Linked DNA regions of Homo sapiens: region 1 is linked to region 2. A link is an interaction called in ENCODE POLR2A ChIA-PET data of the cell type or tissue named here. Cell type or tissue: OCI-LY7. All regions are shown on one strand. Each heading gives the region's core, and the rest is flanking DNA. Links, peaks and the distances in the headings are about the cores only. Region 1 has its middle 340 kb from the start of LINC01362. Region 2 has its middle 540 kb from the start of ADGRL2.

Region 1 (16,318 bases), core at 3,522-11,521, 220 kb before region 2:
TAAAGGTTGGATTCTGGATATTTCTGAGGGTTGTGTCAGCAGAGTTTGCTGAAATTTTGGATGTATAGTGTAAGACTATGAGGAAAGTGTGGAGTAAATTAATGGGTTTTGGCCCAAGCTACTAAAATAGATATTAACTAGGATCATGACGTCTGCTAAAAGAGATGTGTGGGTAGAAAATTGGGTAGAAGTTTGAGGTGCTGGGTAGAGGTGAGAAGATGCCAAGTAGGTAATTAAATACATGTGTGTGGAGTTCATGGAAGTGGTTGAGCCTGGAGTTATATATTTGGGAATCATGGGTGTATAGATAGTATTTAATCCCATGACACTTGATGAGTTCAATAAAGACATAAGTGTTGATGAAAAAGAGATGCTCTCCAAAGATGAGGCTTTAAGAGCTTGGGAATATGGGCAGAATCTGCAACTCAGGCTAAGATGAATCAGATAGAGAAGTAGAAACCTAGAGGGCATGGTTCCCCAGAAGCCAAGTAATGAAAGTTTATCAGGAGAGAGAGATCACCTGATTCAGAAATGATGATTGGATTTAATATTATGGAGGTCAATGTTGGCTTTGGCATGAGCAGTTTCATTGTAGTAGTGGAGGCCAAAGTCTGAACGGCATGGGCTCAAGAGAGAATGGGAGGAAAGAAATTTTTCAGCCAGTATACATATTTTTTCTGGGTATTTTGCAAACAAAAAAAATGGGAGCAATACAAAATAAGTAGCAATTGGAAGGGTAAGTAGAATGAAAATAGTCAATCTTTTTTAGTTGCAAATTATAATAGTATGTATGCTACTGAGAAAGAGCTAGTAGAGAAAGAAAAAAATCCTCTATTCATTGTTGTTATTGAGAATATTAATGATACCTTAGGTAAATGGCTGGAGGTGATCTTATCAATGTAATTTTGAAATATTAATTATTCTTTAAAATGATTAGCTGGACATTCAATATTTCCATCTAATATTCTCTCAAAATTTATTCAATCCATTTCTTCAGTCTACAATCCATTAGACCTTTACAGCTTATATCCAAAAACTCTGTATGTAAGCGGGCCAAAGCCTTGGAAACATTGCAAACAGCAATACAGCTATAGGAAAAATTAAAGTGCAAATGTATTAAGGCTGACAAAATGCAAGGTTTTTGTTTTGTTTTGTTTTGTTTTGTTTTTTTGAGACGGAGTCTCGCTCTGTCCCCCAGGCTGGAGTGCAGTGGCACGATCTCTTCTCACTGCAAGCTCCACCTCCCAGGTTCACGCCATTCTCCTGCCTCAGCCTCCCAAGTAGCTGGGACTACAGGTGTGTGCCACCACGCCTGGCTAATTTTTTTGTATTTTTAGTAGAGACAGGGTTTCATCATGTTAGCCAGAATGGTCTCGATCTCCTGACCTCGTGATCCTCCCGCCTCGGCCTCCCAAAGTGCTGGGATTACAGGCGTGAGCCACTGCGCCCGGCCAAAATGCAAGTTTTTTAGGAGTGTGAATACGTGTATTTTGAGATGAAAATATAAATATTCCACAATAATAAAATGGCAAAAAGAAGTCTTTTTTGTGTTCTTTTATAAACCTCCCTCTGAGAGAGAAAATTCTATTCCTGGTTATGACTTCTAAAATATAATCTCGAAACCTAACATTTTGCTTTGTCTTCAAGAAGATAATCAGAGTTGTGGAAAAAAAAATACTCAAACGTACATTTATTTTATATCAGCTAGTAAGTTATTATTGACCTTCTACTGTATTTTAGAAGGGATATACAAAACTTTAAGATGTGGAAAATTATAAGATACAGTCCCTATTATCAAGAAAATCCAGTTGTGGGAATTCTCTTAGTATGGTTCATAGAAAAAACAATGATATGGCAGGGAATTCTGTTTTCTTTAAGGGATTGTACTAGCAATGGAATAGCAGGAAAAAAAGCCATTCAAAGACCTCGTTCACAAATATGCATCATGAGTAACTTAAATATCTGATGGTCAGAAGACTTGACTTTCTCAGCCTAAACATGTCTACGTCTCAAGAGGACAGCAGGGTTGGAGAGATAAACCTGTTTTGTGTGTGTGTGTGTTGCTTGTTATTTGGGGGGCATAAGGTTGGGGATGTTTCTGACACACCAAATAATTTATGCAATGTTTGCAAACTGAAGGTCAATTCATTCTTCAGACAGCAAACAATATACACTGCTTTCTGTTTTTGTTGTTGTTAACAGTTCCTGCCAATAACCTGATTCCTGGGTAATTAGGGACTGAAAAGGTAATCAGGATTCAAGTGTGCTGAAGTTCACAATTGGGATTTGTGCTTAAAAGCCCTAGAAACTTAGAGAGAAACCCCCTCTGCATCCTTTAAAATGGTCTAAAAGTCTAATCACCAACCTGAGAGAGTGGATACTGCAGCTCCTTTGAGTCTGGCAGTTACAGAGAAGACCCCAAGAAGACCCTTCAAGCTTCTAAGTAAATAAAGTTACTTTCATTGTCAGTTTTAATAGGATCTGGAACCTACCCAAATGTGACTGAAATCTAAGTGTCCTTTGCACGTCCTAAATATATCCTAAATATATCGTGTAAAATCCATCCCTAAACACCAATCTACTGTTTATTTGCCAGTTAATAGTTTATTTCCTTTAGCCATGGAAAACAGGCTGTGTTTCTTTTCCATCATTATACACCAGGGTTAAAGTAACTTAGTAATATTTTAAAGGGGAAAATAAAAAGTAATGAGGCAACTCCTTGAAATTTGTGGTTTCAGTCCAAATGGTCCTATCGAATTTCATTTATTGAGGAGATGGAGTGCTACAAAATTTCTAGAAAAGTTATACTTATTGATACTTTAATCATTACATGATCAGGATCAATAAGCCTTAGTCAGTTTTCCAGCCATCACAAATGGTCCCATGGACATTCTCCTACTACGACAGCTAGACGAATAATCAGTACATTCATCAGTAACCCAGTTAACAACTGGCTCATTTAACTTTTTTGTACTTTTGTCCTTGTCCCCAAAAAGGATAAAGGGAAATAGTATTTGGTCAAGCCCTGATAAATCAATAACTTAATGCAGTTAGTTACACTTACTTAGTGCAGTTAATATTAAAAGCTTGTAAGAGTTTCCTTGTATTTACTTCTTTATTCCCACATCAGCCGTTCCAGAACATTCTCATTTTCCACATGAAAGCCACAGGAGCCATTTCACAGCACAGACCCAACAAACTGAACACCAGAAGATTAAGTGGCTAAGCTGCCTAGCATTGCTTGTTTAGCTTTGCCCACAGGATTTGAATTTGCACTACACTGTTGAACATCCTAAAATAATTTAACCACATCCCAAACACTGCATAAAGAAAGTCTGTTCCATTTCTCGCCTCTTTAGATTGCACGTCCAGAGCAATTTCTCCCAAATTAAATGCCATTTGGTTTGCATTAGAATAATCAGGATAACTGCAAACATTAATAAGTCTGCAATAATAGCAAAGTTATTTTCTTTTCTAAATAGTGCTACACATACCTACGAAAGCTTTTCCGTCCTGTTTTTTCTCCTTTATTTTAAAAATAGATCCATCTCTGTAATCTTGTTGAGTGTTGCGATTCGCACCCTGGTTTTATGATGATGTGAATTTTAATATAAACACAGGTGTAAAGGAAAGCAAAAGAAGCAGCCTACTAAAACAAGTTTTCCATTTGCATGTTTGGCCTGGGTCATTCCAAGCATCCATGCATGCATTCACTCATTTATTCATGTATTTGAAAAGCATTTATTGAGAGTCTATAATGTATCGGAGTTGGTAGTGGGGCTGGAAATAAAAGAAGAATGAGAGAGAGGCATGGTCCTTATTATTAAGGGGCACAAGGCTAGTGTGAAGAATGTGAGCAGTTAATAGCTCATAACAAGGAGTATATGATTAGAATGATACACTAAATGGTGCAAAGTCTCATTGAATATATTTTTCTAAAGAAAGGCAGTTGTATTCAGAGCATAGGGCAGAGGACTAACCATCTGCTCATACATTCACCCTAAAGGTATATATATTAAGCTTTATTTGGGATCATGTTGGCATTAAATGGAGATCATTATAAAGTTATTTTGGTGACCTGCTATAGCACATAAAGGTGGGAAAATTGAGGCACAGAGCACTTATCTGGCTTACCCCACAGCAGAACTAGAAATCTGCAGCTAATTGGTAAATTTGGTAATTAATATAAAATGAGAATTTTCACCTGATATAATCCATACAATAGTATCAGGTATAGTGGCTTTATCATTAAATGATGCATATAATTTAGTTATATATACTAAAATAAATTGAAGGATGTCTTAAAAATGAGAAAGACAGCTATTACTAATATCAGTAATTAGCCTCAAAGGGAGAAATCTAGATAGAACAAGAACATATTCTAAGGAGCTATTAATAGATCCTTAAGGTCCCTTCAAATCCAGAAACATGTTTAATTCAGTATTTTCATATATATTAAATAGAGTATTGATAATAGATGTTACAAATCTTAAAAATAAGATTGTTCTATTTATATATTTTTCAAGAAATAGCACAACCTTGCTAGAACCACTACATTTTTTCTTTATGTGTTTCATATATTTCAACTTTATTTAAAAGATTACTATAAAAATTGCTAACTTCTTATTTTACATCTTTTATTCCAATTCCTATATAAAGTTTCGTGCAAGAAGCAAATGCTTAAAAATATTTAACATGGTATGGTGATATTTAAATTCTCCTTTACTTTTCTAAGTAGGTACCCAGACAAAGAGTATTATTCTTCCCCATCCACTTCATTTTTTAGAGTTTTCCGGTAAATTCATCAGTTTACTACTTGAACCTGCATACCAAGACTTCTTTTCAAAGTTAACAATTGTGATTTCTAACATCAGAGCAGTGTTTTTGTTTCTGCTGTGCTTCTTTGATATTGGCAAGAATAAGTTCAAAAGAATGCGATGAAGCCTTCATTAAGGGACTATGTTACTCATAGACTCTGGGAAGGCAGCCAGGGGAATCAATTGGTGAAACATTCAAAGCAAAACGTGTGCCACCCTCTTTTACATTCTCACATATGCCAAAGCTGACTGCTGAGGCGTTGAACTAAAGATCCTTGTCCTAGTCTTTGAGGTGTTCGATTTCTCTTATTTCCTCAGACCTGAATACCTGTTTTTATTACATTGCTTTCAGCGTGATATGTTATGATGTTCTGAGATTTCACTTCAAGGCATTGGCAGGTTTCTTTTACATCTGTGCATTTAGTAATCACGGAATGGTACTGGAGAAGAAGCTGCAGGGCAGGCCATGTGATAAAAATTGCAAGGATACTTCTACCCACCAGAGGACACTGGGCCTGGAGATGTTCTTTGCATGAGTCAAAGCAGGGCAGGAAGTTCATTCTCTTGGGATGTGAAATGCTGACTTTCTCTTTGTTATTAGGATATAAGCCAAGCTAAGAAGAACAAGGACTCTGTGAAAGGAAAGTCACCTGTTTCTCTGGCCCAAGTGTTCGCCTGTCAATCTGCTGTTCCAGATCCAGACTATAAAGAGTGAAGGGGGCGGGGAGAAGGAGAAAAGAAGCAGCAAATTGTCTTGCCCAGAGATTGTTTGGATTAGCTAATAAAATCTGCTAAGCTTCTGAAAATCCCTATCAAAAATCAGGCAATTAATTTTATCTCCATTTCTAATCAAGAGCAGCCAACATGAGTTTTCAGAGCAAAGACAGAGACTGTGATTTGGTAATGTCATTTGGGTAATCACAGTTTTATACTATAAACTTTGAAGTCTTTACAAAGTTTAAAGAATCAGGGATTGTTGCATAAAAACCACAGAATAAAATAACTATATTTATCAATCTAATATAAAATACTAACTTAAAAAGTCATGGCTTGCTGCACTTCATAAACTACTTGTTTACACTATATTCCCATTTACCATAAATTCCTTGTGCATGTTTTCATATACATGTATTTAAGATTTCCTAAAAGATAATGTTGCCTTATCAAGATTCTCTAAAAATGGGTGTAAAGTTGTAAGATCATCAAAGTTTTAGAGCTCTTAAGAGCTTTGAAGGTAATTTAATCATATCTTCTCATTTTATAAAATAAGCAATGGAGACCAGAAATAACAAATATTTTGTTCAATATTACAAAGCTCACTAACAGAGACAGGCTTTTCTGGTTCCCAGGACTTTCAAGACACCACACTGCAGCCAAAGAACATTGTAGCTGGCAGCGCTTTCCAGATGAAATCCAGTTCTTGCAAGTTAACCTTTATTCGTCCAATAAAGACTACAATTTTCAAACAAGGTTTGAAATAGTACTGTAGTTTTTATTGGATGAATAACCACTGAAATAAGTTTACATAGTATTTAATCATTATATATAGTTATTTATATAAATAATGTAATTATATATGAATAATATATATTTAATAAAGTACAGTGCTCAGTGGGTTAAAATAAAGATTGCTAGTTACAACAAATAAGTTTTCATAGGATATTAAAATAATTGTCAGTTTAGAACTCACTGTTCTCCAATAAAATAAATACAAGTAATGAATTTGAGAAAACATAGTGTTTTACAGATGAATAAAAAAATGCATTTGAAATGCTAACATATTATTTCCTTTTTTCAACCAAAGAGATCTTTTCAAATGTTCAGTTACAATTCTTTCAACAGTGAATATAAATTTTATAGATTTGAGTTTTAGCGTCTTTCTAATGTGGTTGACCGTTGAACACTAGATTGACGTATTCAGTGGTCACATAGACATCAGTTGGAATAATGATATAACAATAACAAGCACGTTTTCTTGAGAAATACTTTAAAAAGTAAATTATATACTGAACCACAAAATGAAAAATGGGGAGATATAAATGCTCTTTAAACTGTTTTTATAAACATACTGAAATGTAGACAGAAACGTGTAAAGCCGGAAATAGAGCAAAATGTGTTTTCAGGTGGCACTATAAAGAAAGAGATGAAATAAAAATGGGAGGCAAAAGATGTATGTTCTACATATAGCAGTGAACTTGAAACCAAAACTGCAAATTTGTATAAAGAGTTCAAAATAAGGGACATAGTCAGTGAACCAGAAAAACAGAACAAGGCAAATGAATATTATTTTATATGTGATTAAAATGATTACATGAGAAAGTTGAATATGAGAAGGAAAACAGTTTTTGACTTAATGATGAAAGCTATCAAGAAGCAGAGAAAATGATGAATAATGTGATGAGATGGGCCATTTTAATTAAATTTTCAAAGCATAAGTTAATCAAAAACTATATAGGCCAAATAAAAAAAAATAGAAAATGGATGGCAAGCTAAGATGTGAAGTGGGGAATAAGAAGAGACACAAGTTATAGTAAAGTAACAATCCAAGGAACTTTGTGGTGAGTGATTGTCCCGCCCAGCCCTATTACTGACTAGCATAGTGTCTCATGCTTTATTTCTTGACAGCATCGGAAAAGTCAACTGGAGCCAGTACACAAAAAATTCAACAGCAATTTGCAATAAAACACAAATTAAACAAGTTACATTTTCTATTGTTTTCAGTCTTATTATTCAAATCAACAGGAATAAAGAGTTCTCTAGCGCTCCACTATTAAAATGTTTTTCCTAAAAGTCAAATACTTGACATAAATGTAACTGACTACTAAAGCAAACCTTGTGGATTTGACAAGGCACTTGTTTATCAAAGTGGTAGAAAAGAAAAAAGCCACTATAAGCATGCATTCAGTTCTGAAATTTGGTCTTAATACTTTTCTTCAAAGCTCTCCGCAGTATCAAACAATGAGATTAAATAGGGAATTTTTGTTGTTGTTTTCAATTGTATGCAGAAATAATTTTGTTTTTCTATATTTCTTAATGACACTTCCATGAGATTTTCAAGTTGTTGCATTTAGTTTTTGCCAATGCTCAGATAAAAATTGTGTGTTTACCTTATCACATAGAGCATTTCAAATTTTATATTGCTGTCTAGTCAATCAGCTTGACAGCTCCATTCTCACAGTTGGTGTTCTCTCTTTCTCTTTCTTCTTTTTGATTGACTCGGCATAACCGCTGACACAATAGCCTCTGACCAAAGGGAATAGTTCTTTTCCAGAGTTATTGTTTTGAATTCTATTCACAGTTAACTATGTCTCACTGAACCCTTCCAATATAAGCAAAATATTTGGATTACTTTCAAAGTAATAATGCCCCAGGGCAAAATTAAATATAAAACCCAACTTCCTTTTTTTTTTTTTTTTCAACTCAGCAGAAAGACCTGCAAAATATTTAATGCTTGACAGAATGACCAGGACCCATTTTTATTGTTGCATTAGGTTGGCCACTATCTTATCCAGTAAGCAGATTACCTAGTTTTTGTTATTTTTTAAAGCACATCTTATGAGAGGCAGAGGCAACATCAGCCAATCACAATCAATTCTTATGTAAATAAGAGAATGATGAATCCTGCTCCCAACCAATTTGGGGAGGAGCCACCCCAAACTGCTTGATGCATCTCCAGCTGATCTTGTGGTAATTAAAGAAAAACTTTCTATCATGCAGGATCCGTGCTGTTCCAGTCATCAACTAAGCAAATCAATAATAGTCATCCCCTAAATACTTCCCTGAAATAACTTAGAATATGTTATAAGATGATTAAAAACTTTAAGTTCTAGAGAATTTTTCTTCATCCTGGTCATGATTCAGATAGATTATCCATCTAAATATAAAATATTAGTAGGTAAGACAATCTGATCTTGGCTGTCCCTGGTCTTTAAAAATAATTTATATCAGTCAACTCTTCTTAGGAATATCTTCTCCTACAGAATCATTGAGAATTGACGCAAAGGAAGTTGTCTGGAATTTATCAGCTTCAGAAGACTGACTGCTAGAATGTGTATCTAGACTGAAAGCTAATGGTTAATAGCCACAGTATATTATTTTTCCTGATGCATTACAGCTAGAATTTCTACTTTTGCAACCTGGAAATAAGATGTCTGAAGTTATTTTAGCACTATTTCTATCTTTTGACAAAACAAAGGCAAGTTTCTGGATAGTACAAGAAACAAAACTGTGAACTGAACAGACGGAGTCTAACAAGTCAGTGTTATTAAAATACAGGGAAGAAGATAGTGTTGGTACAGCCAATCATTGTTGGTTTATTCCCTGGTTTATTTACAAAGATTGGCATGGGGGTTTGAACTAGCACACTGTGTGTGCCAGAGTCATCATGCTGTTTTGCTAGACAAGTGGTAGATATCACATTTCTCTAATCAGCAGACTTTTTATTCTTACATTTACATTGCCTTTGCTTATCTTTCTCATGGCTTCTAATTTTCACCTAATGAAATCGTAAGCTTTGGAGTCAAACAAACCTGAGGTTGAAGCCAAACTTTGAGAGTTATTACTTGTTTGGCCCAGTTAACCTCCCTTAGCCTTAGTTTATTCAGCTGTAAAATGGTGAAGTTATATGGGCCAATGGTGAAATGAGATACTGTGTGTGTGTGTGTTTGTGTGTGTGTGTAATTTAACAGAATGCCCATCATAAAGTATTCAATAAACTTCAGCTAGAATGTTTTTTATCTCATTATTAATTTTATAAGACATCTTAATTATTTTAATAAGGTGGGTTATAATTAAGTAAATAAATTAAAATACATGCATTTATTCAATTACTATTTCATAAGTACCTATTCTGCTGGACATGTTGTTTTTTGGCAAACAAGGATACAATAAAATAAGACTCTAGATTTCAAAGAACATATGGAGTCTATCCAGGGAGATACCTATGTGGATAGCTGACAATAAGATAACCTAATAAGTGTGATAGTACAAAGATGACTAAAGGAGCAAGGAAACACAGAAGAGGGAATATTTTATCTTTTCCTTGGAGGATACTCAAGGGAGATACTAGAGAAGAGATAACTCCAAGTTTGACTTTGAAAAATGAGTAGGAATCTGCCAGTTCAAGTAGGGGCAGGGGAATTCCCAGCCAAAGAAATGAACAATGCTTCAAAGGTGTTCACATATGTCTGATGCCAGGGACTGTGATTCAGACCTGGCTAGACCACCTGAGGACTTCAGCTTTACTGAGGAAATAATCTTTCCTGAATCTCTCTATTGTTACCATTAATACTATTAAAAATACACAATTCAATTAGTTTTGATGATTCTATTCACCAGCACTATGACCACCATTGCCAAATATTGCTACCTTTGTTTCCAGTAATGGATTTTGGAGTATTTTACCACTACCAATACATTAGCTAAGATGTATGGGTGGGGAAACGACTTTATTTACTGTCTTCTAATTACTCTATTCTCCTTGCAAAAAACATCAGCAAGCTTAAAGGACCTCATGATCCTATCGCTCTGCTAAGTATAAAAACAATCCAAATACTTCAGCATTTGACTTTGAGATTTGCTATCAACCTTCATAGACTTATTGTACTTCTCTTCTTTCTCATTATTCCAAACAGCTCCTCATTGACTCAGAATATTGATTTTATTAGGTTGGTGCAAAAGTTTTTGCCACTAAAATAATGGCAAAACCCACAATTACTTTTGCACCAACCTAATATTCAAACACAGCTTCAATGGGAAGATTGATATTGTACATTCTGAAGCCTAATTTCTAGGGTTTCTAGTCTAAATTCCCCGTTTGATAGCTATGTGGCTTCAGACAAGTGCCTTACCTTTAGTGTCCTTGCCTGTATAATGGTAATGGTACCAATACTTCCCTTATAAAATTAAATGAGTCAGGAATAGGTGAGTTAATACATGTAAAGTATCTAAACAGTGCCTAGCGCATGATCAGCACTCAGCAAGTTTTTAGCTAATATTACTATTTCCTGTTCAAAATATAAATACCCTACTTTAGATTATCATCTCAAATTATTTTCAAAAGACCCATGATGATATTTTAAATAATATATATATATATATATTTGTTTTAAAAGAGGCAAGCAATAGCTAACTAAGTACAGGAAGTACCACCAAAGCTCTCCCCTTAATTCCCACCACTCCTATTCCAAACCTCAGAGGTAACCTCTGGTTGCAGTGTAAAGGGTATCATCTGGTTCTTTATCTCTATGTTTATTTCTTTGAATATGAATTAGAACTTGCCCATGAATTTGAATATGAATTATTCTAAAAATTACTTTTTTTTTTACTTAATATGTCTCAGATACCTTTTCATCACAATGCATTTTCATTTATTCACCAAACATTTCCTAAACAGCTATAATGTACCAGAGCCTTTTTCTATTTTCTGGAGACGGATACATTAGAGAACAAAAATTCATGCCCATTTGAAGCTTGCACTCTGTTTGATGTATAGCTTATTATTTTCTAATAACTAGTATGCTACAGAGTATGAATATAACCAAACCTCTTTTACCATCCCCCTATTAAAATAAATTTAGGTGATTTTTAGTTTTTTTGTGCTGCTATTAATATAATAACACTGATAGCCTTTGCACTCATGTTCCTATGGGGTTTTTCTATTTTTAAGAGGAATTCCAAGAAGTGAACTTACTGATTTAGAGGTTTTTATGGACATTGCACCAATTTGTCCTCCAAAAAGTATTTGCCAATTCACCCTCTCACCTAGAGTTTTTGAAAATGGCTATTCCACCAATATCATCCAAATTGAAGTCAACAAAACTGTCTTCAAAAATGTTTACAGAAGCTTTACAAAAAAAAGATATTTTGGTCAATTAAATTTGAGAAAACACTGGAGTTCTCTTTACTAAAGTTTTCATGTTGCCATGCGTTATAAATTTTCAATATGGGTGCATAATATGCAATGTTTTTACCATACTTATTTTAACAAATTAAAGAGCAATGTTCTATTTGTTTATGTGACAAATGATGTATGTATTGTTTAGAATTATGCCAGTGCTTTTTAACTCATACTATCTAGGAAATATGTAGATACCAGAATGTAGAATGTGATATAAGGTTTTTTTGTTATTTTTACCCATTGCATTTTTTTAGGTGAGAATATTCCACAAAAGATATAGTCCTCAAAAGATATAATGGGTCAAACATAATAGGCAGAGCAGATTTAGCATAATTCTTAAGGGCTCTCGGGTTTGGGGGGCCCTTTTAAGTTGAGCATTGGCTTCAACTTATAGTCACCAAATTCACTAGCCCCTAGCAAGAAAGTCAGCCTGTCTTTGGAGCTTTGAAGCTAGGCACTGACATCCTCTCTAGCTAGGAAAGTCCTAGATGGCATCTTCTTCCAAAATAAGGCTGTTTCATCTACATGAAAAATGTGTTGTTTAGTGTAGCCACCTCATTAATTACCTTAGCTAGATCTTCTGGATAACTTGCTGCAGCTTCTCCACTAGCACTTGCTGCTTCACCTTGCACTTTTATGTTATGAAGACAGCTTCTTTCTTTAAACCTCATGAACAAGTCTCTGCAAGCTTCCAGCTTTTCTTCTGTAGCTTCCTCTCCTCTCTCAGTTTTCACAGAATTAAAGTTAGTGCCTTGAACTGGATTAGGCTTTGAATTAAGGGAATGTTGTGGCTGGTTTGATCTTCTAACCAGACTATTAAAACTTCCTTCATATCAGATGTAGGACTGTTTCACTTTCTTATCATTCATGTATTCACTGGAGTAGCATTTTTCATTTTCTTCAAGAACCTTTCACACATTGGCTAACTGTCAAGCTTTTGGCCTAGCTTGGCTTTTGACATGCTTCCCTCACTAATCTTAATCATTTCTAGCTTTTGCTTTAAAGAGAGATGTGTGACACTTCCTTTCACTTGAGCGTATAGAGGCCATTTTAGGGATATTTATTGGTCTAATTTCAATATTGTGTCTCAAGGAATAGAGAGGCCCAAGGAGAAAGAGAGAGAGACCAAGGAACAGCCAGTGAGTAGAGTAGTCAGAACACATAGTGTGAATTAAGTTAGCGATCTTATATGGGCATCGTTCTTGGTGCCCAAAACAATTACGATAGTGAGATAACTGATTATTAATCACAGATAACTATAACAGATATAATAATAATAAAGTTTGAAATATTTCTAGAACTACCAAATTTTGACACAGAGATCTGAAGTGAGCCCAAGCTATTGGAAAAAATGGTGCCAATAGACTTGCTTGATGCGAGCTTGCCATGAATCTTTAATTTGTTGAAAATGCAATATCTGGGCCAGGTGCGGTGGCTCACGCCTGTAATCCCAACACTTTGGGAGGCCGAGGCGGGTGGATCACCTGAGGTCAGGAGTTCAAGATGAGCCTGACCAACATGGTGAAACCTTGCCTCTACTAAAAATATAAAAATTGGCCAGATGTGGTGGCGGGTGCCTGTAATCCTAGCTACTTGGAGGCTGAAGCAGGAGAATCACTTGAACCCATGAGGCAGAGGTTTCAGTGATCCCATATCATGCCACTGCACTCCAGCCTGGGCAACAGAGCAAGACCCTGTCTCAAAAAAAAAAAAGAAAAGAAAAGAAAACGAAAATGCAGTATCTGCAAAGTGCAATAAAGCAAAGTGCAGTAAAATGAGGTACGCCTGTACATGGTAGATATTTCTGGATATCTGGTGTCTCTTCATCACATGGTGATTTAGGAATTCAGGCTTCTTCCCTCATGTGGGAGACTTCACTGTCCCCTAAGGTCTCATTGTCATCTGCACGGAGTAGGCAAACCTTAGAAGCCTCATTTTACGTTGAAACCATCATTTCTTTACATTCCTTTGGCAAGAACTACACATATGGCCATACCTAACTATAAAAGGGTCTGAGAAATGAAGCTTAACTCTGCATTCAGAAAAAAAAGGAAACAGTTACTGGCTAAAAGTCACCAGATTTTGACACATCTAACAGGTCCGCAATAATATGGCTAACAACTCAAGCACTCATTATATGGCAGGCTCAGTTCTAGACACTTTATTTGGATTAATTCGCATAATATTCAAAACAATCGTATAAGGTTGGTGCTTCCATTTCATAAGTTAATAAGGCAAATCAAGGTCACATAGCTTGTAGGTGGTGGAACCAGGAGAGAAATCCAAGCTGAGGGCCAGCCTTCTTGCTGTGCCATGCTGCCTCTTTGCCATTCAGTGTGCCCCACGAACAGGCCTGCTGGAGTCATCGTTCCCTATAGTCTCATACACAGTTCTCCTTTGCCTTAGTTCCCTCTGACTTTTTCAACTTTACCCTCCCTCCCCACAAGGTCCTGGACCAGTTTTGGAGAATAAATATTCAGTTCTTCATATCCTATAATTGAAAGGCACTAGCTCACCCAGATAAGTCATAGTGATTCAGCAACAAGACAAACTTTCTTTTGCTAATGTTGGTCATGTCCTAGAATATAATTGTAATACTCGATTAAGAAAAAGACCTCTCCATATCCTTTTTTCCATTTTACTATTTGACCATCTTCTATGAAGAACCAAAATCTCAGTTTTCCTTCTCTCTGGTTATTGTCTTTTCCTGGCTTTAATAGTTTCTCTTACTGTAACTAAATTTAGATATGAGTGTTGCTTCAAATTTACTTCATGTGTCTTTCATTTCTCACTCTTTAGTAATAATCATATTTGCTCCCATGGCTTCAATTAAAATCTATATCTGTTTTCCAATCCAAGGACTAGTAGGCCAGTGGTCAGGAAAGAAATAGGGGTTACATAACACCTAATAGAGGTCTGATGGTACATCAAATCATTGAGGGTGTCATTTCAAACTGATCTTTTTTGCCCTGCACCAAAGCCGCTAATATACTCACTATATCAGTTGGCTACTGCTACGTGCTAATGCTGAGAAACACACCACCCTAAAGCTCAGTGACTTAGGACAGTTATTCTCACTTTGCAGTCTATGAGTTGGCAGGATGGCTTTCCTTTAGGCTACAGGTCCTTATGTCTACTGGGAGAGGTTTATTCTGTGTGCATCTCGATTTCCTGAAGCCAGCAGTATTTGTTCTTCTAGTAATGATGGCAGAGAGCAAAAGGGCAAACCCAGCCATGACAATACATTTCATATCTCTGCTTGAGACACATCAGATAAAATCCCTTTGGTCAAAGCAAGTCACATGCTGAGCCCTAAGTCAAGAAAAAGAGAAGTACACTCTGTCTTTAGTGGGGGGAAACTGCAAAGTCACAAGCCACAGGGAATGGATACAAGGAGAGGTGAACTGAGAAAGGTAACTGAATATGCTGCATTCTTATCTTGAAACTTACAGGTACAGATAAAGATGAAACATCCAATTGCAGATATGAATGACCTAATTCAATGGATGAGTCTGGAAGAGGACCAAGTTCATGGGAAAGATCAAAAATTCAGTTTTGAAGATGTTGATGAGAAGATGAGACAAAACCATGTATAGATGCGGATGAGCTAATTAAATATATGAGTCTGGAGCTGAAAGGAAATGCCTTGACAAGAGAAGTAAATTTGAGGACCATCAGTATACAGATGTACTTGAATCCATCTATGTAAATGCAATCACCCTGGGAGGAAATTTAGAGTGAGAACAGGACTGCGTGGAAAGACATTAAAGAAGTTAAAGAAAGAAGAACTAACAAAGGCAGGAGAGAAGAAGAGGACGGAGAGGTAGGAGAGAAACCAGTAATGTGCGATGGCATAGAAATTAAGGTATGAGTATTTCAAGAACAAGATATTAATGGTATTGAATACTACTGAAAGGCCAATCATGATGAGAATAGAAAAACTGCTGATTTCACTATTTGGCAGTGGGTTCACTGACTTCCTCATCTGCAATGACTTCTCTTGATCTCACCTCCACCGTCTACTCCAAGGGCCACCTTAGATCTTAGGATCTAATTCACTCCTGTGCCCAAATCACTTTTCTAAAGTGATTTGTATTTTCAGGTTACATGTTCAACTATTTTTAGCACAGCCATTGTAACATATAATTGTGGTTGTCTGTTATGTGTCCATTTATTACTATCTTCTGATTTTGTCCTGTTTTCTTCTACTTCCTTGTATAACACTCCACCAATATCCCACTCACCTCCACTTTTATTAAGCCCACATGACAAAATTTAACTCTGGATTTGGCCAGGTATGCATTCTTTCCATGCTATTCTGACTCAGCTTAGTACTATTGAAGACTTAAGTCACAAAACAGGGGAGATTATACAAAACATTCTTGACCACCAACTTCATCTGAGATCTCAACAATGCCTGTCAATTTTACCATGCTTCTCTGGATAGTTCATTTTCCTACTTTCTATAAAAGCACACAGTAGGAGCACAATGAAATTCTTTTCCTTAGCCAAATACCACATGTTCTCACTTATAAGTGAGAGCTAATTGATGAGAACACATGGACACATAAAGGGGAACAACACACAATGGGGCCTAGTGGAG
Region 2 (16,318 bases), core at 3,253-11,252:
ACACCATGCAATGTCAATATTTTCTTTCTTTCTTTCTTTATACCATTGTATACAGGTAAGCCATAAGTATTCTACTTCATTTTGTTTGAGTTTGGGTAGAAAAGGTACCAAGCCAAAGTTTCCATATGCCAAGAACCTAAATTAATTGATGACATTCTACTTAAATTTCATTTCCCTGAGCAAATCTTCAGATGGCATAGCCTAGATTCTACCAATTGCTTTTGAAATGCATTGTCAAATTGATTTGGCATGTAGAAGAGGCTTTTGGCAAGTTTTATGTTTTTTTAGGAAACAAACCACCATCTTGAATTTGAAATTTCTGGAAGACCCATAACAAATCAGTCCAAAAAATGTAGGACTTGCAATGAGTTTGTAATATTCTTCATCCCCATTTCTTTTTTCTTTTGAGACAGAGTCTTGCTCTGTCACCCAGGCTAGAATACAGTGGCACAATCTTGGCTCACTGCAACCTCTGCCTCCCGGATTCAAGCTATTCTCCTGCCTCAGCCTCCTGAGTAGCTAGGATTGCAGGCAAGCACTACCACGCCAGGCTAATTTTTTTTTTTGTTTTGTTTTTGTAGTTTTAGTAGAGACGGGGTTTCACCATGTTGGTCAGGCTGGGATTACAGGGGTGAGCCACCGCTCCTGGCCTCTGCATCCCCATTTTAACATAATGAAGAAGCAGCACATTATTGAGATATCTTGGGCCCTGAACCCATTTTTTGGTTCATACTGGACCCATTTTTTTTTCTGTAAACTTGTCTTTACAATGTTAGAATGTCACAACTATACAAAATAACGAAGTTTGCCTTCATAGTTGTGCTGCAGATAGCTGAGGTGCTTTCCTTTCTGAAAAAATTAGAGGAAATACTAAAAGCTCAAGTTGTTGAACGATGATTTTGAATCAAGTTAGAGCTACCAGATCAAGACTTTCAGTAGCATTTGTAATGGATATTATATCCGAAGAAACAGATTCAGGGCAAATGCCTTTTCTGTCTTCTCCAGAAGGTTTCTATTTAGATAATAATGCGAAATAGAACTGAGGAGGTGGGGCATGGAAGGTAGAAGTGGTACTGCATATGCAAAATGTAAAAGCAGGATCTTTCCAACAAATCTGAAACATGCCACACCTCTCCACCCCCTCTCAAAGTTCTTCAGTGGCTTCCATTGCATTCTAGAGCAATATGAAGCTCTTTAGCCCCTAATGTGGCCCTGTGACATCACCATTCTCATCCCTTACCAGTTCTCTTCCCTCTCATCTGGAGACACTGTTCTCAAAACACTCTATGTTCTTTGACCCCGCGCTTCTCTCATTGTCACAAATCCAGCTGCCTTGCTTGTGTGACTCTGCTGCCGTATCTCTCCAGTATGCCTTCCTGGCCTGAGGAGGCCTGGAAAGCTAACATTTTCCATTCTTCATTTCAGCCAGTGTTCCAGATGTACCATTGGTTTCATCAATCACGTATACTAGAAAATGGAGAGAAGAAAAATAGAGGATAAAAATGTATTCACACAGACAGCATTGTGTCAAATATTACTTTAAAAGTTGACTGGTCAATTTGTATTTTTAAAAAGGAGTTACCAAAACTAAATTTAAGATTCACTGTAAAATACTCTAATTCTGAACATAATTGCACGGAAAATATCAAACCCTAAAGTAAATGTTAGAACAAGTGTGTGTGATCATTCATTCATTTAAATAGACATGCTTTGGTTCTCTTCTATATGCTTAATAAAAGAGCAGCATTCAGTGTATGTATTGGTGACCCAGCATCTACCAAGGTTGATAGGATAAATTACGCTGACATATCAAAGGATCTGCACATTGGAGGAGGTTAGAAAAATAAAGCTTTATTTCACATTCATGCTAAAATTCCATCATGACTGGGGACTCTGCTCTATATTTCTTCACTCTGGGATCCAGGCTGACAAAATAAACATCATCTTGAACATTCTTATTTACTGAGCCAGAGGCCAAATATGTGTTCAGAAGAGTTTCCAGTCTAAAAATGATATATCACGCTTTAATCACAACTATTTGACCAGGCCTAGTCCCATGGTCCAATACAGCCACATGGGAGCCAGGATGTGTTCAGAAGAAAAGAGAACCTGAACTATTTAGCAAATAGCACAATATCCACTACAGTGTGCTCTTCTGGGTCAACGAATATTTGGTTCATCCTCCTTTCTGCATGAAAATTATGTTCATCTTTACCCCAAGGGAAAAAGCTGTAAAATTCCATACAGTCATGGCATCAGGCTCTGGGATATTCATGGTAGTTTCTATATTGAGGTGATGTGCAATAGTGTGTCCTTCATATCCAGATGGACCTTCGCTTTATCTGGAGAACTATAAATGAAAAAAATTGTCTGTTTCTTCCTTAACCAATGTGAAATTGTGGAACTGGAACAAAGTAACTGTAATAAACGCTACCATTCAGAAAGGTAAAGAGCAAAAGACACACAGTATTCACAGCCCCCTACCCTAGAGTAGGGGGATGCTTCTTGACTAGGTCTAAATTATATCCCCTGGGAAGGGTTTCCTAGTTCTCCCTGATCCTTAGATCTGATCTTTGTCCATTATATTCTCTGTCCATTTTAAAGTGAGCATTGGTACATTTTTCAATTTATCTTGTCAACCGTACAACTTCTCTAGTCTGCTTCCTGCCCACAGAAGATTGAAGGCCTGAGGGTCATCTTAACTATCAAGCAATTACAAAATCTGTTAATCAAAGTCCTGGTTTCTTCTTAATTGGTGTCTTTCCTTTTGTTCAACAGCTCCATATGCTGACAGCTGCACCAAAAAAAAATCTCTTTTTAAGACATTTGTCTCTTTTTCTCTTGACTTAGTTGCACATATCTGGAAGCCATATGGTTTCAGTGGTAGAGCCATATCCTTATATTCCTTTCCCTGAACCATTGTTCTTTGAACCAAAAAGATTTATTGGGCAGTTCTTAATCACTACAGAAGTTTTAACAATAGATATGAAAGCCATGTCAATGATTTTATTGTTTCTACATTGTTTTAATAAGTTTTTGTAGCTTAAAACATTGCAATTTTAGGTGTTACTTTTTAGGATTTAGAAAGACTTGTCTCTTCTAGTTTCTGGACTACATACTCTTTCAGTCCTGTTTGCAAACTGACCAGTTTTTTTTATTTTTTATTTTTTGAGATGGAGTCTTCCTCTGCCGCCCAGGCTGGAGTGCAGTGGCATGATCCCAGCTCACTGCAACCTCCACCTGCTGGGTTCAAGCGATTCTCCTGCCTCAGCCTCTCAAGTAGCTGGGATTATAGGCATGCGCCACCATGCCCAGATAATTTTTGTATTTTTAGTAGAGACAGGGTTTCACCACGTTGGCCAGGATGGTCTCGATCTCTTGACCTCGTGATCTGCCTGCCTCGGCCTCCCAAAGTGCTGTGATTACAGGCGTGAGCCACCATGCCTGGCCTATTTTTTAATCTTACCTCTTTTCTATGTTATCTTGTCAAAGGCCACCAAAAGCAGTCCATGTATTATACTAACATTCTAATATCCAATTCCTTCCCTGAGCTACAAACTTCTTAGGTATTATATATTCCTTCTTTGCTATCCAAAGCAACTGTCTTAAACAACTTCTATAATATGGGTTGCCTTTCTTTCAGCCTCAAATATCAGTTTCCTTGAAAGCTACAAACAGCTCCCCACCTTAAGCTAATACCACACAATTTAATATTTTATTTGTTCAGTATCACCCCACTCCTCATATCAATTTCTGAAGCATTTAGGATGTGCTAGTTTGAGCCAAATAACAAACCAGCCCTAGCCCCCAAATCTCAATAACTGATAATATAAAGACTCCATGTTCTTTATAGGAGAATAATATAGCACTCTTCCTTTCCCTTTTGCCCTGACCTTGGTCCTTGGTTTAGAAAATTCACATAATTTTTTTCCTTAGGTCATTTCAAAAGTCTCCCTCTCTCAAGTCTTGAACTCATATACCACAAACTGCTGTGAGGATGACCTATATATGATGTGAATCTGGTTATCATCCAATTTTTTTTTTTGCCAATTATATTGAGAAAAAGAAGATAAACTTTTTTTTTTTTTTTTTTTGGTTGGCATGTAAGTTCTTTCATGGTCTAACCACTGACCACTTTTCTAGCTTATCTCTGGCCATTCAACATGTATTTATGTTCTAGGCATAAAAAAATACTCTGATGAGTCTCACCTCCACCTAAAAGACCTCTCACCTATTTCTTTTCTTTTCTTCTGTTAACATCTACATATCCTTTAAGACTCCACTCAAACACAGAGAAATTATTCTAAATTCCCCTCTTTAAGTTGGGTTACTTGAATTTCCTACTTTAAGAGCACCCTGTGAATAACTATCAAATTGCTTATTGCATTGTAAGAAAAGAGAAGGAAAAAAATGAAAAACAAATTGCTTATTGCATTGTATTTTGTGGTTTCTTTTTCTGTCTCCCGGGTGGATGTCTTTGAAGCCAGTGACTATCTTTCTCATTGGTCTCAATTCCTAGAACAGTGACAGACACAAGATAGACTGTGACAGACACATTATGGACAGACACCATCATTCATTAATTCAGTCCATATTTGTGCAGCACACACTCTGTCACTGGGCACTATGCTAAGCTCAGGAAAGAGTGAGGTTCTAGAGTAGGAAAGTGGTTATGAGATTCAGAGTATAGATTCCAGGAAGACTTGATTCTAGTGTGGTGGGGGAAAGAGATATAAAAATGATTAATAATCTGCATCCTTATATATGAGATAAGAAAAAGCTGAAAACAAATGTTTTTTTTGGCTGAGTGTGGTGGCTCATGCCTGTAATCCCAGGACTTTGGGAGGCTGAGGTAGGCAGACTGCTTGAGGTCAGGAGTTCAAGACAAGATTGGCCACATGGTGAAACCCCATCTCTGCTAAAAATACAAAAATTAGCTGGGCGTGGTGGTGGGTGCCTGTAATCCCAGCTACTCCGGAGGCTGAGTCAGGAGAATTTCTTGAACCACTGCACACCAGCCTGAGCAACAGAGCAAGACTCTGTCTCAAAAAAAAAAAAACAAAAAACTTTTTTTTAGGTGACAGAGTCTTGCTCTGTCACCCAGGCTGGAGTGCAGTGATGAAATCTCCGCTCACTGTAACCTCTGCCTCCCGGGTTCAAGCAATTATTGATTGTAGTGCCTCAGCCTACTGAGTAGCTGGGATTACAGGCACATGCCACCACACCCAGTTAATGTTTGTACTTTTAGTAGAGATGGGGTTTCACTATGTTCCCCAGGCTGGTGTAGAACTCCTGGCCTCAAGTAATCCACCCACCTCAGCCTCCCAAAGTGCTGGGATTACAGACGTGAGTCACCGTGCCCACCCCAGGAAATGCTTTTTAAAAAACTTTTTCAACATAGATATTCACAGGAAAAGGATTTTCAGACCTAGATGAACTAAGGTTGTTATTTCTTCTACCATAAATTGTTGATGTGTCTTTTAAGTTCATCTTGGTCACTTTCTAGCCAAACAGAATCTTCTTACAGCAGGCTGGACATTATTTTCATTTTTTCCATATTTTCTCTAAGGATCAAAAATATGAGCTTTGCCTTCATTTTTCTGACTTTTGGAATCATTCATTCTCCATTAGCCACTGTTGTTATTTTTTGGATTTGAACGTTTTCTTTCTTTAGTTGAAGACCCCTTGCCGCTAATTACAGTTGATGTCATTTCCTGAGTGTGCCACGAAACTCTTCTGATCCCGAAAGGCATGGATGAAAATATCTGATTATGAAAAAGAAATCTGATTTACACAAGTTGGATTGTTGCCGCATAATTTTATGCTGTCAAAATCTTGACCCTGAACTCTAAACACTAAAGGTGGCCTGGTTTCATTATACAAAGTTTTGTAATATGTTTTACTAAATCCAATGTCAGTCACAAGGCGGAGTGTCAATTCTTCTCTTATTTCTTCATTCCTGGCACTATTTTTTTATTAATCAAAAATTAATTTAAAGTTGCTTTTAAATGTATTTATTAATTTATTTCAGAGGTTGAAGAATCTTATTCATAATGATTATACAGACATAGGGTTTGAACACCTGGAATCAAGACTGTAGTTTTAAGGCTAGTTATCCTTGTTTCAGTACGTGGATAGTTTCATTTCCTGTGGATTACTCCAATTCCTATTATTTTTCAGCTTTCCTCTACTGCAAAATCCACTTAATGCAATATTTTATGTTACCTTTAGGGGTATGACTTGTGTTCATAATTTTTAAAGATTATTTGTCCCTTTTTGTAATAACCTCTCATAGCCTGGGGAGGTTTATCTTGCCACATGCTCACCAAATCATTAAAACTTCAAAGTTTCCTTCCTGCAAAGTTTTGAGTTTTGTTGTTGTTATAGTTTTTTAAATTTGAAACTGTACATCATCTAAAAATAAAGAAAGGGAAGTTTGACTTAAAAAGAAAAAGATTTTAAAAGGTTTGTGTAATGATGCAAATGGTAGAAAGGAATGCATATAGGCATCATGTTCCTAACCCAGAACCCAACTTGAGAGAAACATTTTGTCTAAGGTTTTTTTTTTGTTTGCTTCTTTTTTTTTTTTTTTTTTTTTTGAAAGGAAATGAGCTATGGATGCTGTATGCAATGATGGAGAGAGAACAAAATTTGGACTTAGGCAAACCTGTGGAAAAAAAATGATATTTTGGCAAATACTGGCTCTATGTCCTTGCAAACCACTAATACTTCAGCCTGAGTGCCTTATTTCTAGAATAATGATGATAATCCTTATTTATGCAGGATTGCTGCAAGGATTGGAGATGAAGTAGTTTACACACAGTACATATTTGCAAAGGTATTATTTTTGTTATTGTATTTTAGGAGCTAAAGCTTATTCTATTTAACCTTTTATAATTTTATTCTATCATCCATTTGGGACTTTCTTTTCATTCTGACTTTTTCATAGACTCTTATTCCTTTAAAAAATAGAATGACTAAAAGAAATTATAACTATAATATTTTGCACTCCAGCCAGAGTTACAAATATTATTGTGACAAAAACAGCAATGTTACCACTGATGATTTTTTTAATGAAAAATAAAGACAAATGTTGTAATATGCCAAGCATTTAGGGAACTTGAGTTGAACAGTTAGATTCTGCATGGTCTAGCAACCTGGAATGGGAAGGATGGGGCCCTTCAGCTGTTCACTGTACCTTAAACTTAAGTCTTATATAATCAGAGAATTTCAGAGAATGTGAATCATGGAATAACAGATGGTAATAACTTGACGACTTAGCCTTGTAGAGAAGGAAAAAAGTGATGGCAGCTGATCAGTGTGTATCTAGACTTGCAATGCAAATAAGATACAAGTAAAACTGACAAACTTGCATACACTGCTCTTAATTTATGCCCCAGAAAAGAGATTTTTAATGAACAATCAAAAATCCAATAGAGTGAACTCTTGATTAACTGCAAATGTAGAGCAGAAAATATGTGGATAATGTTCTTTAAAAATAAACAACAATAAAACTTGCTATATGAAATTGAAAAACATACTACTCTAAGAAAGCATATACACTCTCGGATGCTTTCATACTCAGCTTTCAGAATTGAAACCTGAAGCTGTCAGATTATTAGTTGCTTAGACTCTCTCTCTCTATATGAGAAAAATAGTCTAAGATTATTACTCACAGATGTTTGTTTCCATGGTTTTTAGTCTACCAATTCATAGGCTTATGAACTTTTAATTTATATTTTATCTGTGAAATGAATCACTGATTTCAGTGTTGGTCACCACAAATTATCAGTGACTAGAACAGTGAAAGCCTTAAAACACTGGTCAGAAAACAGGGTCATGTTTCTCACCTGTCATTAAGTTGCTGTGTTGCCCTGAGAAAGTTTTTTAATCTTTTTGGACTTCACTTTTATTATTAGTGAAATGAAGACCTCAAAGTCTCTTTTTACAGTTCGAAGGCTTTTGGTTTTATAACTTTTAAATTATTATAAGAGAGGTAACAATGCAAGATACTAATAAGGATCTTTAATATTTAATCAGTGCTTATCATGTACAAAGCATACTTCAATGCATTTCACATTACTAAATGTCTTAGTCCATTTTGTGCTCCTGTAACAAGATGCCTGAGACTTAGTAATTTATAAACAATAGAAGTTTATTTGGCTCATGGTTCTGAAGACTGGGAAGTCCAACATGGAGGGGCTGCATGTGGCGAGGGCTTTCTTGCTGTATTTCCCATGGAAGAAGGCAGAAGGGCAAAATAATCTGCATGAGAAAGAAAAGCAAAGATGGCTGAACCCTTCCTTTTATCAGAAACCTCTTCCTACGATAATTAACATACTCCCTCAATAATAGCATTAATCCATTCATGAAGGCAAAGCCGTCATGACCTAATCACTTCTTAAAGGTCTCACCTCTTAACACTGTTACATTGGAGAATAAGCTTCCAACACATGAACTTTAGGAGACACATTCAAATTTTAGCACTAAGTCATTTAATTATCATCCAGTCTCTGTGGTAATTACCAGTCACTTTATTTTATAAATGCGGAAATTGAAGGACTGGCAGGTTGAGTAACTTGTTCAAATCACTCAGCAAGTAAAAGACAGACACAGTTTGAATCCACATATCTCTCCACAGAAGCCATGCTCTTACTTCCTCCACTGCCTGGGAAAGTGAAACGAAAGACTTAGTAGAAATGACCTTGAATGTCTGAAGGAAGAATCTTTTATGCAGTTTGTGGATAAACAGGAAGTTATTGAAAGATGTAGAGTAGCAGAATGTTATCACTCAATCTGCAACTGAAGGAATAGTTGGAAAGAGTATTCCAAATGAGAAAATGGAGAAGAGACAGAAAAAGCAGTTAGAAGAGTATCACAGCAATGCAGCTCAGCAAAAACTAGGTAGTTCAATTAAAATATGGAAAACAGAAGTGAAAATAAGGGGCTAGACTTTCCAGATATTAAAGATATAAAGTATGCTTGCAGTCCAAGTCATATTCCACATTTTCTAGTTTAGGTAGCTGGGAAAATAGTTGTATCATTAAGAAATATAGGAATAGTCTATTGAGAAGATTTGGGAGAAAAGATGTTCAGGTAAATTAGGTAAAAAGTTAGGAGCTAGTTTGGAGAGACATGTTAGCAAAGAGGATGTAAAGAACGGAGACATGAGAATTTAGCGACTGCAGGAGTAAATCAGAATGATTGATGGTGGTGATGTGACACTGTCCTCCTTCTGCAGGGCAGTAACCTTATGCAGCTGATCCAGGTTGATGATGGGTTCATGGCATCAGTCGTGTGGTGGTGAGGAGGGCTGGTGGCAGAATTGAGGAAAATGTAAACACAATAAAATGTCTATTTCTTTTGGCTTTCACCATATTAGATTCTTCTGGTTTGAAGAGAAAATGTCAGACACCTAACAACACTACATCAGGAGACCTCAGTTCACTTCCTAACACGTGGTAACAAGCTCTCTAAGGGCTGACTTCTCCACACATGGGTTACAAGTAATCCAAACAGTTGCCAAGGGGGCAGAAGTAAGTAGCATGGTCAGCCTTCTCTATGAATTTTTTAACCTTTAAAACTTAAGATTTTAAAATTATAGCATTCCAGTAATATAAATTTTATTATAACATTTCTACATTTAGAAGAACCCTGAATATGTCCTTCTCTTTCAAGATGCCAGTCAGAAAACCCATTGTGCGTAACTTTTCAATTTCCTGCACTCAAAAACCAAAAAGCCCTTGTCTTAAATCCACAGAACAGAATTCTGAGCTCCCCTGTTAGGTAAAAAAAAATCCATCAAACCCCACTACCTTTCTCTCTATGACATTTACTTGCAGTTTCCCACTTTTGTTTGAGTGACACGATGCCCCTAGAATGGTCAGGTTTTTATTTTCCTCAATGTAGGGGACAAGTAGGAAAACCAACCCATGAAGGAGGAGTCACATACCCAGCCTATGCCAGCTTTTATTTGTTCAACTCCTATTTATTGAATATTGAACATCTACTAAGTGTGCACCGCTACTCTTGGGAGAGAAACATGCATGAAGATGTAGGAAATAATCTCTGCCTTTCATGAGAATTAGAGAGAAACGGACAAAACCAGTATATACAGAGAACATTTAAAATATCTTATGCGTAGTATGAGTAATAGTTTGAAGAGGAAAAAGACAATGTCTGGCTAGAGCAACCGGCTTAATATACTCATGGGATTCTGGGTAAACTCATATCACTCATGTTTTTAATAGACTTGCTCCTTTTCATGAAAAAAAAATCTCTAACACCCAATTGCTGTTCTTTTCCTGGTACACTTCTTCAGTACCCTGCTTAAGAGAAACCCCTTCCAAAAAGCCTTCCCCAGGTTGGATTAAGATGTGTGATACTATAGTTTCTTACTGTAATATAATATATATTATAGTACGTAACTACCTTATAATATACATATGTTATATATGTAATATATAATATACATATTATGTAATATACCAACACATAATATATGTTATATTGTGTAATATAATCATATTACATGTTAGCATATTCTAAGGAATCATATATTTCTATTTTAGTAGGGAAAATGCCATACATTTGTTTTCTCAGCATGCTGCACTTAGTCTGGAATTTGGTAAGCATTAAAAAAGAATTTGTAGAATGAATACAAACCTTGTTTCAATTGAATCTTCAAAAATTGTTAAGATTTCTACAACTAGATATAATAGGGAGGAAACTTCAAGAAAGAAGAATGTGTGTAAAAACAAGACATATTTGAGAAATGAAAAAAAGAAGACACATTTTTTAAGGTAGAATATATAGAGGATAATAGAAGCTAAGACTTAAAGCCAAGTAGAGGAAGATTTTTTAAGGCCTTAAAGAATGAGATTGGATGTTTTTAGCCACAGTCAATAAGGAATTTCTAAATATTTTTGAGCAGGTAAGTGCCATGAACAAGCCTTTGTAACAATGTGAATTGTGAAGTGTCCATGACGGGATATCTAGAGTGAGAACAAAGAACACAGAAGATTTATTTCAAACTTTTAAAAATAAGGTGGTCAGCACCTGAACAAAGGCCTTGTAGAAGAAGTGAAAAGAAGAGAACTGAGAGAACTGGTGAAGGAAGACTCAACTGGATACAAAAGTCAAGGGCAAAGGAGAAGGAAAGAAGGAAAAGTGAAATACAAATTTCATGCAGTGATCAATGCTACTATGAATATGTACAGGGAACTCTATGGGGTGGAAACATATACAGAATGACAGGAATTAAAAACCAACTAGAGCAGTACCTAAGTTGACAATTTCACTTAGATTTGGAGATAACAGATTTTTGCTTTATTTTTAATTCTGAGTTTTATCTTTACTTCTTTACTTACTGATTTGTCCAGCTTCACTCCTGTCATCTATATTTCATTTCTTGATTATCCACCTTTGATTTTCTTACATCTACATCTAGATTTACATCTGTAAGGGAACAATCTAGCCCAAATTTGACCAGGTTCAAGCCTCACCTACTGTTGATTTTGAGCTGCCTTAGCTCCATTCACAACTGCAATCAGTTTGTGAATCACTGTTAGATGAGGGGAAATGAATGAAACTACTGAGAGAAATTTATAATCCTGGAGGAGAAACATTCCAGAGGTGGAGAAAGGATAATGAGTTTAGGTTTATACCTGTAAATAGTTATAGTATAATTTAGATGTCACTTGAATTCCTTGCCATTTACAGCTAGGTAGATTTTACCCAAACAACACGTATTTTTGTACTTCCTGGGGAAATCTAAAGCCTCTAAAAGATGTGTGAAAATTCTTCAGGACTTAATGTATAAATATCCACTCTTTTTCCAGTCTTTGGTTTCCACACGTACTATCAGGACCACACTGTATTTACCCAGATGCTAAAACTTAAAATTATTCAATTGCAAAAATAAAAGCAAACAAACAAAAAGCATACATTCACATATATGGACTATTGAGTAATCTTTGTCTTTATTCAAGATGGTGTAGGGAATATTAAAGTTGGATTTACATCAATTTCTCCATATCAGATACCCCACATCAAACCAAGGTTAAATATTCTGCCTCCAAAATTTCTTTCACCATTACTTTTTCTATGCACCCCCAGCCTCCTCCTCCTCCTCACATCACTGAATGATCGTTTAAAGTTAACTATACCAGGAGTTGATGAAACAACCAAAGAGCTTAGTTGGATTTGAGGGAAAAGAGGCAAGGGCAAACTTTTAGGAATGGCCACATCTAGAAGGTGAGAATTGGAAGAAGAATTGATGAAGACAGGAAGGGTAGTCAGGATTAACTGAATCAAGGAATTGCAATGACGTACAAACTGAGGGAAAAAGAGTTCCAAGAAGAGGCTGAGTGTGGTGGCTCACACCTGTAATCCCAGCACTTTGGGAGGCCGAGGTGGGTGAGGTCAGAAGTTCAAGCCTAGCCTGACCAACATGATGAAACCCCATCTCTACTAAAAATACAAACATCAGTTAGGTGTGGTGGCATGTGCCTGTGGTCCCAGCTACTCGGGAGGCTGAGGCAGGAGAATTGCTTGAGCACAGGAGGCGGAGGTTTGCAGTGAGCCAAGATTGTACCACTGCAATCCAGCCTGGGTGACAGAGCAAGGCTCCATCTCAAAAAAAAAAAAAAAAAAAAAGAGAGTTCCAAGAAGAAAAAATGGCAAATGTGTCAAATCAGCAAAAGTGATACCTGAAAAAGAGACCTAGGAAAGGTTACTGAATTTGGTAATTAGAGCTTCATCACTGGCTGAGAAAGGCCTCAGGAAGGGGCAGATAAAGGAACTCAAATACAGATGTGGCCTACTGGAAAGTTATCCCTATATATGCCAGCAGAGGGAATTGGTAGTTGTATTGTGTATCTTACGGGGGGAATTTTATGCTGTTCAAGGTCCCATGTATATATGCTGATGAGTGTATATTATGTGTGTTCTCAAGAGCTTAAAATTTTGGAGATGAAAACTTCTCACTTCATTGGTAATCTCTTTGTTCTATATCCTTTATGAGTGGAAGTAAAAAAAAAAATCTCTCATATTCACATTCACTCATTCAACAAGCATAATATGATTAGCTGAGAGGTGGGAGGTGGGAAAGAGAAGTTTGGGGAGAGAGATTTATTTCAGTTCATTCTATTTCTTCAAATATCCAGGAGGCCAAATGATTTACTGTTAACCTTTCACCAATAGTCCTACTAGCTGAAAGAAGAAATGCCATTGTGGCATCTGTCTGATTCTGGATACTTTCCAGACAGCTTCTCAAGACAAACTCACTGTTTACACACATAATCAGTTTACGCCTTGAATTGATATGAAAAACTCACAAAGTAAACCTACCACTTTGGGGACTCCCTGACTGACTTCAATAGGAAACTTTTAGCTGTAAAATAGCATTTTCAGTTTAACACTTGGACACTCAACCTGCGTGAACTGCTTTATTTCTTCCTCAAACAACCATATTCACATTTTCTAGATAATTATTCCCAATACCCAGTTCACTTTGTGTTTGGAGGCACTGCTTAGAATCATATCATTTTAGAGTCAGAGAGGATCAGATAGAACATATGCCCCAAACTTCTCATTAATAGATACAAATCCAAAGCTCCAAAAACATACTCAAGGTTACACAGCTAGTGAGTCTTTAAGAAAGGACTAACATTCCATATGCTCTGACTTTGGTTCCAGTACTCTGTCCCTAATTATGCTTTTCTGTTTGTGTTGGAGATTGCCAGCCCTTCTTACCACTCATCTGTGTTTCTAGTCTCAGTTTTGCCATTAATTATCTTTTACAACCATGAATACATTACTTACAGGCCTCAGTTTTGTCATGTGTAAAATGAGTGAGTCTAATTAAATATCTATAATCTAGTCAAGCTAAGAGATAGCAGGATTCTATGACCATCGTGAAACCAATTGTCTTTTTCAGAGGTCTTTGTGTTTCCCATAATAGAATCCCAATTAAGCAAGTGTAATTAAAAAGATAGATTTATGATAGAGACATGGGGCTATCTCACAGATCCCTAGGTAAGCAAGTATGGGGGACCACTCCAGAACTAGTACTATAAACTGGAACTACAAGGTTTTAACTTACTGATAGTGGCAGGAGGCAGACAAATCCTAAGCAGACAAGAGCAGGTGTCAGGTGAAACATGACCTTCAAGCCAAAGACAGTTTAAAGCCTAGCTACAAGTCCCAGGCAAATCCATGGACTGGATTTTGAGCCTGTCTTCCTATTTGGTGTGCTTTCCTCTGATTGATCTCCACCCTTCACATATTTTAGATATGCCTACTCTTCCCTAATTTGTTTTTGACACTGTCGTGCCCACCCTTGGGTGGTACCTTGGTTTTAGCCTTTTTTTTTGCATACTCACAAACCAATCAGCACCTACCCCCTCCCATTCTGAGCCCATAAAAGCACCAGACCCAGCCACAATGGGAGAGGTTAAATATTCTTTGGGTGGGGGACCATCCTCACGTCCTTTCTCTGATGAAAGCTGTTTCGTTGCCCAATACAATTATTCTCCACCCTCCTTACCCTTTGATTGTCAGCATAACCTCATTCTTCTTGGATGCAGGACAAGAACTCAGGACCCACCAAACACAGCACAAAGAAGGCTGTAATACCGTGGCCCTCTGCCCTCCTCCAGTGTAGGGCAGGCACCCCATGTGACAGGAAATAGCAGTGGGACTGAGCCAGCCCCGGAGCTGCAGGCCGGAGCAGGGCAACAGGAATAAAAGAGCTAGTTAGCACACTGTAACAGCCCCTCTGGCGCTTCAAGGTCATGGGCACCTCTCCCTGAGCACCACTGCATTCCCCTTGTCTGGACACCAGAGTCCACCATAGGAGTTGTTGCTTGCAACATGCCTGGTCCATCTGCAAGCCACACACAGAGCCTGCTCCTGTGCCCACACTTCGAATGGCTGGCCAGACCCCACACTGGCTCACTCACAAACCCCCTCCCCTCAGGGACTGAGCACACAGTTACAGCAGCCACGGGATATGTGCTGGAGTGCAAGCCAGGCATGGCTCAGTGGGCTGAGTAGACAAGACAACTCTTGCAGCATGCCTGGGATGAGAAAGACCTGGGCAGGGTGTTGTCAGCCAGAGGTGTGGAGCTGGTAAAGTGGCTGAGGAAAATCTCGCATCATTACTCCTTTCATGCCTATCAGGGGTGCCTGGATTCTTATGCCTAATCTCTGGCTATTAGCATTCTTTTCCCCTTCAGATCAGTCCTCTCATCAGGTCTCTTTCCCAGGCACAGAACACAGCTGTCTACAGGGGCAGTCTCCTGTCTCAGTTCAAACACTACCAGAGCCTAACTAGCATCTCTCAGTTCCAATTCCAAATGTCTTCTCATCAAGTCTGATTGGTCCAGCCTGGGTCAGTTATCTATCCAGCTTAATAAACTGGGTCCCATGGGTCAAGACCACAATCCTCTCCATCTTCAGAGAAAGGCAACCTGGTCTTGGCAGAGTCTTCTCAGGAATGCTATATTTTCAAATCTCCTAGAGTCAGTTGCTATTTGATTGATACCAGGATGACAAGAGCTAAGACTGTGGCTGAATCAACGTTGGTATAAGCAGAGGGCCCAGTATGAATATTTTTCTCTCTCTAGGTCTGACCACAATCTATATCAATAACTAACTGGAATAGATATATGCCCTACTTAGCTATTTAAGACTGTCTATACCTGTAGGATTCCATATTAGGGGCTTGAAAAAGGCACACACACAAAAAAGAAAAGTAAATTCAGGTTAACAGTTTAGTATGAAAATAAGATGTAGAGCCAGAAAGTGAAGAAGCAACTAAAACCTCTCTACAGAGGATAGAAAACTCATAGCAACAACTAAAGGAATCCCACAAAAGAGAGTAGTCTCCAGATACAGGAAGAAGTGCAACTATTCCTTCGGGAGGGCCTCAGTTTAAAGGGATTAAGGTAAATATTTAGGATAAAAAAGGAATCAACTAGGACAAGACAGCAAGGAATTCAGTGCGATTTCTCTTTGAGCAGGAGCTGGTTTGTTATCATAATGAAACAAGCCCCCCGCTGGCACCTTTTCCGTGACTTGTTTTCAATCCTATTGAGATTTCTACCCTTCAAAAGAAAGGATGTGGATTATTAGACTCTTGGCAGGGGGTACAGAAAAATCTATGTTGCTCTAGGTCCAACCCAGCAGTGGCGGATTAAGATGTGATTGAATGGATTGGCAATCATCAGCCCCACACTCAGAACCTCCAGGTTCCTCCAGGATACCCAACAAGCCTCTTTTCCCAGTAGAATTCCCCTTTGCCGCTCCCATTTCT

The links. ChIA-PET counts read pairs that join two places held together with the same protein. Peaks named below come from ENCODE experiments on the same cell type or tissue, not always from the same donor. Only the 100,000 strongest peaks of a DNase experiment are listed, where the experiment ranks them.
Region 1: POLR2A ChIA-PET joins it to region 2 with 5 read pairs; 2 of 35 experiments call an interaction of 5 or more read pairs at or near these places.

Annotation. Positions count from the first base shown.
Region 1 is chr1:82,554,411-82,570,728 of GRCh38, reverse strand. No RefSeq gene overlaps it. Among named protein-coding and RNA genes, the nearest start is that of LINC01362, 340 kb to the left of the region's middle. In OCI-LY7, for the core only: no CTCF peak of the experiment used is centred there; no DNase peak of the experiment used is centred there; H3K27ac peaks cover 576 bases.
Region 2 is chr1:82,329,219-82,345,536 of GRCh38, reverse strand. No RefSeq gene overlaps it. Among named protein-coding and RNA genes, the nearest start is that of ADGRL2, 540 kb to the right of the region's middle. In OCI-LY7, for the core only: no CTCF peak of the experiment used is centred there; no DNase peak of the experiment used is centred there.